Linked DNA regions of Homo sapiens: regions 1 and 3 are each linked to region 2. Evidence: chromatin contacts called from ENCODE Hi-C or POLR2A ChIA-PET data. All regions are on one chromosome and are shown on one strand. The core of a region is the stretch at or near the end of the contact, and the rest is flanking DNA. Distances in the headings are between cores, read along the strand shown.

What was found. A loop is a pair of places that touch in the nucleus more often than their neighbours do. ChIA-PET counts read pairs that join two places held with the same protein, here RNA polymerase II (POLR2A). Pooled maps may share reads with other maps.
Region 1: a pooled map shows a loop between it and region 2 (9-fold over the local background). The contact joins the promoter of CETN2 here to the promoter of BCAP31 in region 2. A Hi-C loop is called at or near these places in 4 of 50 pooled maps.
Region 3: a map of naive thymus-derived CD4-positive, alpha-beta T cell shows a loop between it and region 2 (11-fold over the local background). The contact joins the promoter of EMD here to the promoter of BCAP31 in region 2. A Hi-C loop is called at or near these places in 2 of 168 maps with a recorded cell type or tissue (PC-9 and naive thymus-derived CD4-positive, alpha-beta T cell), 19 of 37 single-sample maps with no recorded cell type and 15 of 50 pooled maps. POLR2A ChIA-PET finds 5 or more read pairs at or near these places in 1 of 52 experiments (WTC11).

Annotation. Positions count from the first base shown.
Region 1 is chrX:152,829,365-152,832,064 of GRCh38, forward strand. It overlaps CETN2 (centrin 2), which reads right to left and starts at 1,393. Exons shown (of 5, transcript NM_004344.3): 1 at 1,344-1,393; 2 at 238-396. The coding sequence starts at 1,346. NSDHL (NAD(P) dependent 3-beta-hydroxysteroid dehydrogenase NSDHL) reads left to right here and starts at 1,699. Exons shown (of 8, transcript NM_015922.3): 1 at 1,699-1,753. RefSeq lists a silencer at 1,293-1,632.
Region 2 is chrX:153,722,937-153,725,636 of GRCh38, forward strand. It overlaps BCAP31 (B cell receptor associated protein 31), which reads right to left and starts at 1,451. Exons shown (of 8, transcript NM_001256447.2): 1 at 1,398-1,451; 2 at 217-352. The coding sequence starts at 308. It overlaps ABCD1 (ATP binding cassette subfamily D member 1), which reads left to right and starts at 1,920. Exons shown (of 10, transcript NM_000033.4): 1 at 1,920-2,700. The coding sequence starts at 2,331. RefSeq lists silencers at 730-909, 1,120-2,079 and an enhancer at 2,540-2,700.
Region 3 is chrX:154,377,872-154,380,571 of GRCh38, forward strand. It overlaps EMD (emerin), which reads left to right and starts at 1,424. Exons shown (of 6, transcript NM_000117.3): 1 at 1,424-1,695; 2 at 1,819-1,923; 3 at 2,071-2,148; 4 at 2,363-2,496. The coding sequence starts at 1,614. RefSeq lists silencers at 515-644, 665-1,084, 1,095-1,394 and an enhancer at 1,802-2,381.

The DNA.
Region 1 (2,700 bases), core at 143-2,642, 890 kb before region 2:
GATGTGGTCATGTTAATATGATTGGGGAACACTATGACATTGATCTAATTGATATTTGCAATCAATTTTATTGAATAATACTCAAAGTAAGTAAAGACAGGAAAACAGCACAGTACAACCTCCCCTGTTACTTACTGCAGGGAGAAGAGGGCAAAAGGGGTAGAGAGGTGATAGGGAGATGACAAGGAAGAGGCAGAGGAAAGGAAGGGCAGTACGGCAGGAATGCACAGAGCTTGCCTTCAGTTCTTTAACATCTATGGTGCCAGTTCCATCCGCATCGAAAAGATCAAAAGCTTCCCGGATCTCCTGCTTTTGCTCTTCAGTAAGCTCAGGCTTAGGGCTCATTCTTTTTCGCTGAGAACTTGATGCCATGTTTGCCTTCTTAAAGTTGGAGGCCTTTATATGTTATGCAATACACAAGCACAATAATATATCATACAGTCCATATTTACATAACATAGTTACAGACACCCATATGTATTTTTAAAGTCATTTATATAACCAATTCCAAAGCTTTGCTTAAAAAGAAAGATAACAGGGTTTACTGGCAAGAACAATGAATCTTTCCATGAACTTCTACCCCTCCCTTTTCTTTACTGTTGTTTCTAGAAGCAGGGAGATCACTTGTTCAGTAAGGACACCTCTTACTGAAAATCATCCCAAAAGAGAGCCAGTCAAGAAGATGACTGTGAATAACTAGAGATAATCAGCTCTTCCCGAACGTGGGGATCCTGGTTCTGAAAACAGTCTTACGATGCCCACTCCCAGTACTCCCCTTCCCAGTAAGTACTCCGACTTCCCAATTACTTCTAGATTTGGCCAAATATTAGTAAGTTGTTAAGATGTATATTGTGTCAGTACCGAGTAATAAAACTCAATCCATCTGGCACCTTCGTGCCTTCTCCAAGAAGCTAAAGCATCCCCTGAATGCCCCTGTATTTAAATTGTAAAAAACATTGTAACAGAACACGATACACCTTTTCCCAGCTGTGTGTGGAAATTTTGGCAGAATGAGGAGGCCAGGGGGCCAAGGTCTGAGAGAGTCAGGGGCCTGTGAGGGATTCGAGTCTTTTTTGCCCAGGGAGGTTCACCGAGGGGATCAGGGAATGCAAGGGGAGCCCGAGGGGCGGGTGTGGGCCTGTTGTGGGTGAAGAGGAGGCAGCAGCGAAGCGCAGGCCCAGTAGGTTGGTTAGCGTCTGTACCCTACTCTCCCGGGAAAGAGCTCAAAGGAAAGACTGGTGCGCTAAAGCCGAGAAAGGCGCAGGAGAGGCGGCGTGGCCGAGCTGGGGCCTGGGAAGGGCTCAGCCGCTGGGCGTGGGGCGCGACAGAGCGGCAGCACTCACCATAGCCAAAGGAGTCCGCTGCCGGTTGTTAGGCAACCGACGTGTACACTGACTCGGCGCCGTTCCCACCGCCCCGCGCGCGCAGCCCCGCTCCCCATTGGCCGTCCGCTCGTCGCCGCCTCTCCCTATTGGTGCAGGGCCGAAGAGGGTGGGACTAACCTGGCAAAGCCCCGGCCCAGCGCGGGGAGGGGCACGCTGGCGACAGAGCCCCGTCTTTATTGGGCAAGATCACGCCGTGAGCGCCAATTGGCTGAGTCGTCGCCGAGCTGGGCCAATCCTCTTGGTGGAGGAAGCTCGGCTGATTCTCGGCTCACGCGGGAGGGGAGTAAAGGGTGGCGGTCCGGGCCTGGAGTTCAGTGGGTGCAGCCTGCTTGCGAGCTGAGGCCAGACAGGGGGGCGCCTACGGACGGGTAAGAGTCGTGGCCTTGCCATTGGAGGTCACCCTGTGTCAGCGACTGGGCAGTGCGGGAGGGTGGGGAGCTACGGGGTCGCCCGGGTCGGGTGCTTTCTGGGTTGACCTAAGGCTGAGTTTAGGGACCGAGTGCATCAGAGCAGCCAGAAACGATTACCTTGCGTGTTGGAGCAGGGACTGTACTCACGGGGCAACTGAGACCCGGAGAGGGGAAGGGGTGTGCTGAGTGTTGTCGCAGAGGTCGGACGGCTGGGACCTAGGAACTGAATCCAGCCGAGGCTCGCTCTTTGAGGGTGGCCCTTCGAGAGCACCCCTAGACTGACCCAGATGTATAGGCCCCAGACCAGGTTCCAAGAGAGGATCACTTTAGATCTTACCTGGCTAAAAGCAGCCCAGGACGGTGAACTGGGGCCTTTGGGAACGGACTTTGAAAGGAGTGAGGGGGATGTGAGCGAGCATGAGGGGCGGGGAGAGGTCATCAAAATATACTCTTTTTGACACCCACACAATGCAGATAAGGAGGAGCATTCCAGGCCGAGACGCCCTCATCAGCAGAGTCACAGGAGTTTTGGAAGTGAGAGGTATGCTTGGAGAATTAAAAGGGAGCGTGTGCAAGGGCTGTGGACTGACATAGACCTGCAGAAGTGGAGCTGGAGGTCCAGTTTGCCCTCTTTAGCTATCCCCGTGGCTTTTAGCCTTCACCTGTTTTTCCTCCAGGCATAGGGGCAGTAATCTAGGGAGACAGAGGGCAGAGAGTAAGTTTCTCAGACAGAGAAAGGCCCGAGGCTTATTAGAACCTTTTAAATGGAGCTGCTGCCCTTTGCCCTCTTCTCTCTTCAGCAGTGAACAGATTCCTGACTTTTGGGTCATCATCATCCCCCCAAGTAGTACGAGCCAGAGTTCTCACTGTGATCTCCAAAGCTTGGCACGACGTGTCCCCTTCCA
Region 2 (2,700 bases), core at 201-2,700:
GGGACACAGGAAAAGGAACTGAGCAAGTCATGACGAAGCAGAACCCTGGGAAGGGTTGGCAATAACAAACACAACCCCTGCCACCCCCACCCCAGACAGGTTCTACCTGTTCCATCGGGTCCCAATTCCAGGGTCCACCAGCTGCACACACCAGTCCCAGGGCTAGGGCACAGGCACCCTCCTGCCTAACTCGCCTGCTTGCTCCATAGGCCATACCTTTTAGGAGAAATGAAGGGAATGCAGAGAAGCAACACAACAAAGACCTCCGCATAGAGGAAGGTGGCAACTGCAGTCCACTGCAGACTCATCCTGTTGCTAGAAGGTTTCCCACAGGAAGATGTGAGCTTGTTTCCTGGCAGGGCACAAAAGGTACGGGACTTGTAAGCGCTGGGCAGCCAAGAACATCCAGTTCAGTTACCCTGCGAGGCTGGGGCCGCCACTCTCCACCCTGACCCCCTGCACTTTGCTTCAAAGTCTCTGATGCGCTGGCGGAAGCAGGGCTCCACTCGGCAGGGCCTCTTGGCCAGCAGCGTTCACAGGCCCCACAAACTTCCGTTCGCTGGTCAATTACCTGCCCCCTCCAGCACGTGTGTCAACACGTCCAGAGCGGCCTCTCCCGACGATCCCTGCCCCAGGAAGCCCGAGATTTCCGACGCCCGTTTAACTGAAAGGCGTTCTTCGGGAAGAGCAGTGCCAGGGCACCAAGAGGAGGACGCCTCGGCACCCATCGGGCGCTCCCTTCCCCGCCAGGCAGAACTCAGCCGCAGAGGCGGGCGCTCTGCGGGCCCAAATCCCCGCTACCAGGCAGGCCCAAGGCCGCACCTAGTCCAAGCGCTGCCGACGCCCCCGCCTCCCACCGTCCCCACGGCGCCCGCGGAGAGAAACCGGCACCTCCCTCGAGGATCCAGCGGCCTTCCGCCCGGGGCCGCTTCGCCTCCGGTGGGCTGGAGGCCCGCAAGAGCGACTCCTAGAGGGCAGGATTCGGGACCAAGCGCAAAGGCAGGTCTCGACCAAGCACCTCAAGGCCCCATACGGAGAAAGTTCTAGACGCAGTATCCTCAGAAGCCAGGGGTCCTTACAGTAGCCCTCGCGGGCCCCAGCGCCCACCCAGAGCGAGGGGCCTCCGACTTGGCCCCGGCCTGGCACACCGTCCCGGAGGCCCATCCCGGCCGCTCCTCCAGGTGGGGCTTCACCGCCCCCCGCCCCGCCCCCGAGACCAGCTTCTAGAGGCGCCGCCCGGTTTCCCCTCGCCCCTGCCTCTCACACGCAGGTAGGCTGCGGGCCCCGAGATTCCCCGGCCCCCGGGCCTCCCCGCGCCGCTCGCCTCTCTCCCTCGTCGATGGGCCGGGGAGCCTCCGCGGTCCCGGAGCCCAGCCCGGCGCGCGGAGCCCGCTCACCGAGTTTCCCACAGTCAACGTGCAGGCCCCGCCGCAGCAACAGAACTCTCCCACAGCAGCCCCGGCCCCGCCCCTCATACCGCGGCCGGAAACCGGAAGCGCCCGCCGGGCACCGCCCACCAGCCCTCGCGAGGCCCCGGAGGCTCCGCCCACCTCCGCTTCCCACCCCGCCCCGGAGCGGAGGGCCGGCGCTCCGAGCGGGAGAGGAAGAGGCGCCTCGGGCTCCGGGCGAGCAGGGCGGGGTGGAGCGAGCACGCGGGCGGGGCGGGGCGGGGCTTTGTCGGGCCGGCGAGGGCCGCTTCTCTAGTCCGCGCGGCCGTCCCACGTCTCTGTGGTGCGGGAGGGGCCCCGCCGAGGGGCGAGAACGGGAGGTGGGGGTGTGGGCGGGCCCCGCCGAGGGGCGAGAACAGGGTGGGGCTCCCGCGCCCGGACTCCGCCCCTCGCCCCTCCTCCGCCTCCTCCCCTTCCCCCGACTCGCCCCTGGGGAAGAGTGGGTGGGGATTCTGGGCCGGTGGAGGAGTCACTGTCGCTTCAGCCAGGCTGCGGAGCGGACGGACGCGCCTGGTGCCCCGGGGAGGGGCGCCACCGGGGGAGGAGGAGGAGGAGAAGGTGGAGAGGAAGAGACGCCCCCTCTGCCCGAGACCTCTCAAGGCCCTGACCTCAGGGGCCAGGGCACTGACAGGACAGGAGAGCCAAGTTCCTCCACTTGGGCTGCCCGAAGAGGCCGCGACCCTGGAGGGCCCTGAGCCCACCGCACCAGGGGCCCCAGCACCACCCCGGGGGCCTAAAGCGACAGTCTCAGGGGCCATCGCAAGGTTTCCAGTTGCCTAGACAACAGGCCCAGGGTCAGAGCAACAATCCTTCCAGCCACCTGCCTCAACTGCTGCCCCAGGCACCAGCCCCAGTCCCTACGCGGCAGCCAGCCCAGGTGACATGCCGGTGCTCTCCAGGCCCCGGCCCTGGCGGGGGAACACGCTGAAGCGCACGGCCGTGCTCCTGGCCCTCGCGGCCTATGGAGCCCACAAAGTCTACCCCTTGGTGCGCCAGTGCCTGGCCCCGGCCAGGGGTCTTCAGGCGCCCGCCGGGGAGCCCACGCAGGAGGCCTCCGGGGTCGCGGCGGCCAAAGCTGGCATGAACCGGGTATTCCTGCAGCGGCTCCTGTGGCTCCTGCGGCTGCTGTTCCCCCGGGTCCTGTGCCGGGAGACGGGGCTGCTGGCCCTGCACTCGGCCGCCTTGGTGAGCCGCACCTTCCTGTCGGTGTATGTGGCCCGCCTGGACGGAAGGCTGGCCCGCTGCATCGTCC
Region 3 (2,700 bases), core at 174-2,673, 650 kb after region 2:
AAAAAAAAAAAAAAAGAATATGAATGATGAATGTCACCTCCTTTCTCTTCTCCATGAGACAGCCAATATCTGATCAAGGCCCTGGGAATGGGAATCCATAGCTCGCCACCCACGTCTGCCCCCTGCCTAGCCACGCTGCGCTCAGGGACCATTCCGACAGGAGAGGACGCCCCACTTCAGCTCCCCCCAGTGCCCCGGGTGAATGAACGGCATGAAGGGTTAGGCGGGCACACGTCGTCTCTGCACGCATCGCACGGCGCCCTCTGCCCGCGCCCACTGGCGTGCCCGTCGGCATGCCCGGGCCCCTTCGAAGACTGCTTGCTTCTGGAGTGCCAGCGGCCTCCTGGCCCAGTGCCCCATTTCCTCCCGGGTGGAGCGAGGGAGGAGGAAGGGAAGCAGAGGGGTAGGCGGTGGTAAGCAGCAGGCACATGTGCGCGGGCGAGAGCCCCGCAGACTGGGAAGGCGGGCCCATGGCAGGGGGTCTGCGGGGATCGCGTAGGCGCGGGCCTTGCCCTGCAGCCGCTTCCCGGGCGATGCGCACACAAAGCGCCCTCGGCAGCGCCTGGCCCGGGGCCCGCGCTCTCTTAGGGTCCGGGCCCTTCCCGCCGCTGCTGGGGCGGCCGACCGGGATGCGGCCGGGGAACCCTAGGCTCTGGGGCCCTGGGAAGGGGGACGACGGCGGGGAGTAGGGATGTGCAGGGATCGGGCGAAGCCCAAGCGACTTAGGGACCAGAGCCACCCCAAGCGCCGACTTCGCCCGCTCGCACGTCCCGGGTCCCTCGCGCGCAGGCCCCGCCCCTCTCACCCCGCCGCACGCCACAGGGTGACGTCTGGGCTCCCAGCCGCATCGCCCTGACTCCCGCGCGGGCCCCGCCCCCTGCCGCTAGCCAATCTGTGCGTTTGTGACTTTTGGGCCCGCAGCCCCGCCTGCTCCCACAGCGATACCGGTTTGCATTGCCCTGACTCCCGCGCGGGCCCCGCCCCCTACGCCGCTAGCCAATCCATGCATTAGTGGCGTCCGGGCTCGCAGTACCGCTCGCTCCCACCGCGAGACCTTCTGCTCCGCGCCCGCGCGGGCCCCTCCCCCTCCATCGCTAGCCAATCCCCGTTTTGTGACGTATGGGCTCGCGGCCCCGCTCGCTCCCACCGCGAGACCTTTTGCTCCGCGCCCGCGCGGGCCCCGCCCCCTCCATCACTAGCCAATCCCCGTGCTTGTGACATATGGGCTTGCGGCCCCGCCCGCTCCCATCGCGAGACCGGTTCCCACCGCCCTGACTCCCGGGCGGGCCCCGCCCTCTCCGCCGCTAGCCAATCCTCGCGTTGATGACGTTTGGGCTCGCGGCCCCAGCCTCCCAGCTCTCAGGGCACGGCCGGTCTGTGCCGGCTGCTCCCGCGGTTAGGTCCCGCCCCGCGCAGCGCGCGCAGCCTGCGGAGCCAGCGGCCGTGACGCGACAACGATTCGGCTGTGACGCGACAACGATTCGGCTGTGACGCGAGCGCGGCCGCTCCCGATGCGCTCGTGCCGCCCCCGCCGTGCTCCTCGGCAGCCGTTGCTCGGCCGGTTTTGGTAGGCCCGGGCCGCCGCCAGGCCTCCGCCTGAGCCCGCACCCGCCATGGACAACTACGCAGATCTTTCGGATACCGAGCTGACCACCTTGCTGCGCCGGTACAACATCCCGCACGGGCCTGTAGTAGGTACGCGGCGGCGGGCGGGACCCCTTCCGGGCCCCCTCCTCGTGCTCCGCCTCGCGACCTCCCCGCTGCCCTCCCCGCGCGCCTTCCCCGGCCCGCGGCCCTGACCGCCCCGTGTCCGGCCAGGATCAACTCGTAGGCTTTACGAGAAGAAGATCTTCGAGTACGAGACCCAGAGGCGGCGGCTCTCGCCCCCCAGCTCGTCCGCCGCCTCCTCTTATAGCTTCTCTGGTGAGAGCCTCGCCTGTGGGGACAGCCTGGGACGCGGGGAGGATGGGGTCGCGAGGGTGTGGCAGGGGGGCCGGTCGAGAGCGGCACTGGAGAAAGGGGAGGGAAGTCTGGGGGGGCAAACAGTTCTGTCTCCTCCTTTCAATCCAGACTTGAATTCGACTAGAGGGGATGCAGATATGTATGATCTTCCCAAGAAAGAGGACGCTTTACTCTACCAGAGCAAGGGTAAGGCAGGGGTTGGGTGGGCACGCTGGCACCTTCACCCGACTTCGTCAGGGACCCCGCTCACAGGGAGGACCTGAGACCTCAGTCCCAACCACTCCAGCAGCCTTAGGAGGGAGAAACTGTTACAGGTCCCGAAATGGGATTCAGATTAGGGCCATCAGGCCAGGCGGGGCACACCGATGCCCCCTCTGCTACCGCTGCCCCCCTTCCCAAGGCTACAATGACGACTACTATGAAGAGAGCTACTTCACCACCAGGACTTATGGGGAGCCCGAGTCTGCCGGCCCGTCCAGGGCTGTCCGCCAGTCAGTGACTTCATTCCCAGATGCTGACGCTTTCCATCACCAGGTGAGCTGGCTGGCAGGCGTCCTGTACTTGGGTACAACCTAGGGGATCGCGGCTGTGTTTGGATAAATCCAGGGGGGCACTGGGTACAAATGGTGGCTCTTGGGCCTCCGGGGAGACTCTGTGTGACTAGAGCACCCTGGTCTGGGATCTAGGCTCAGACTCTTCCTGAGAGTCCTGGGGGCAAAAGGGGATGCTGGGGCATGA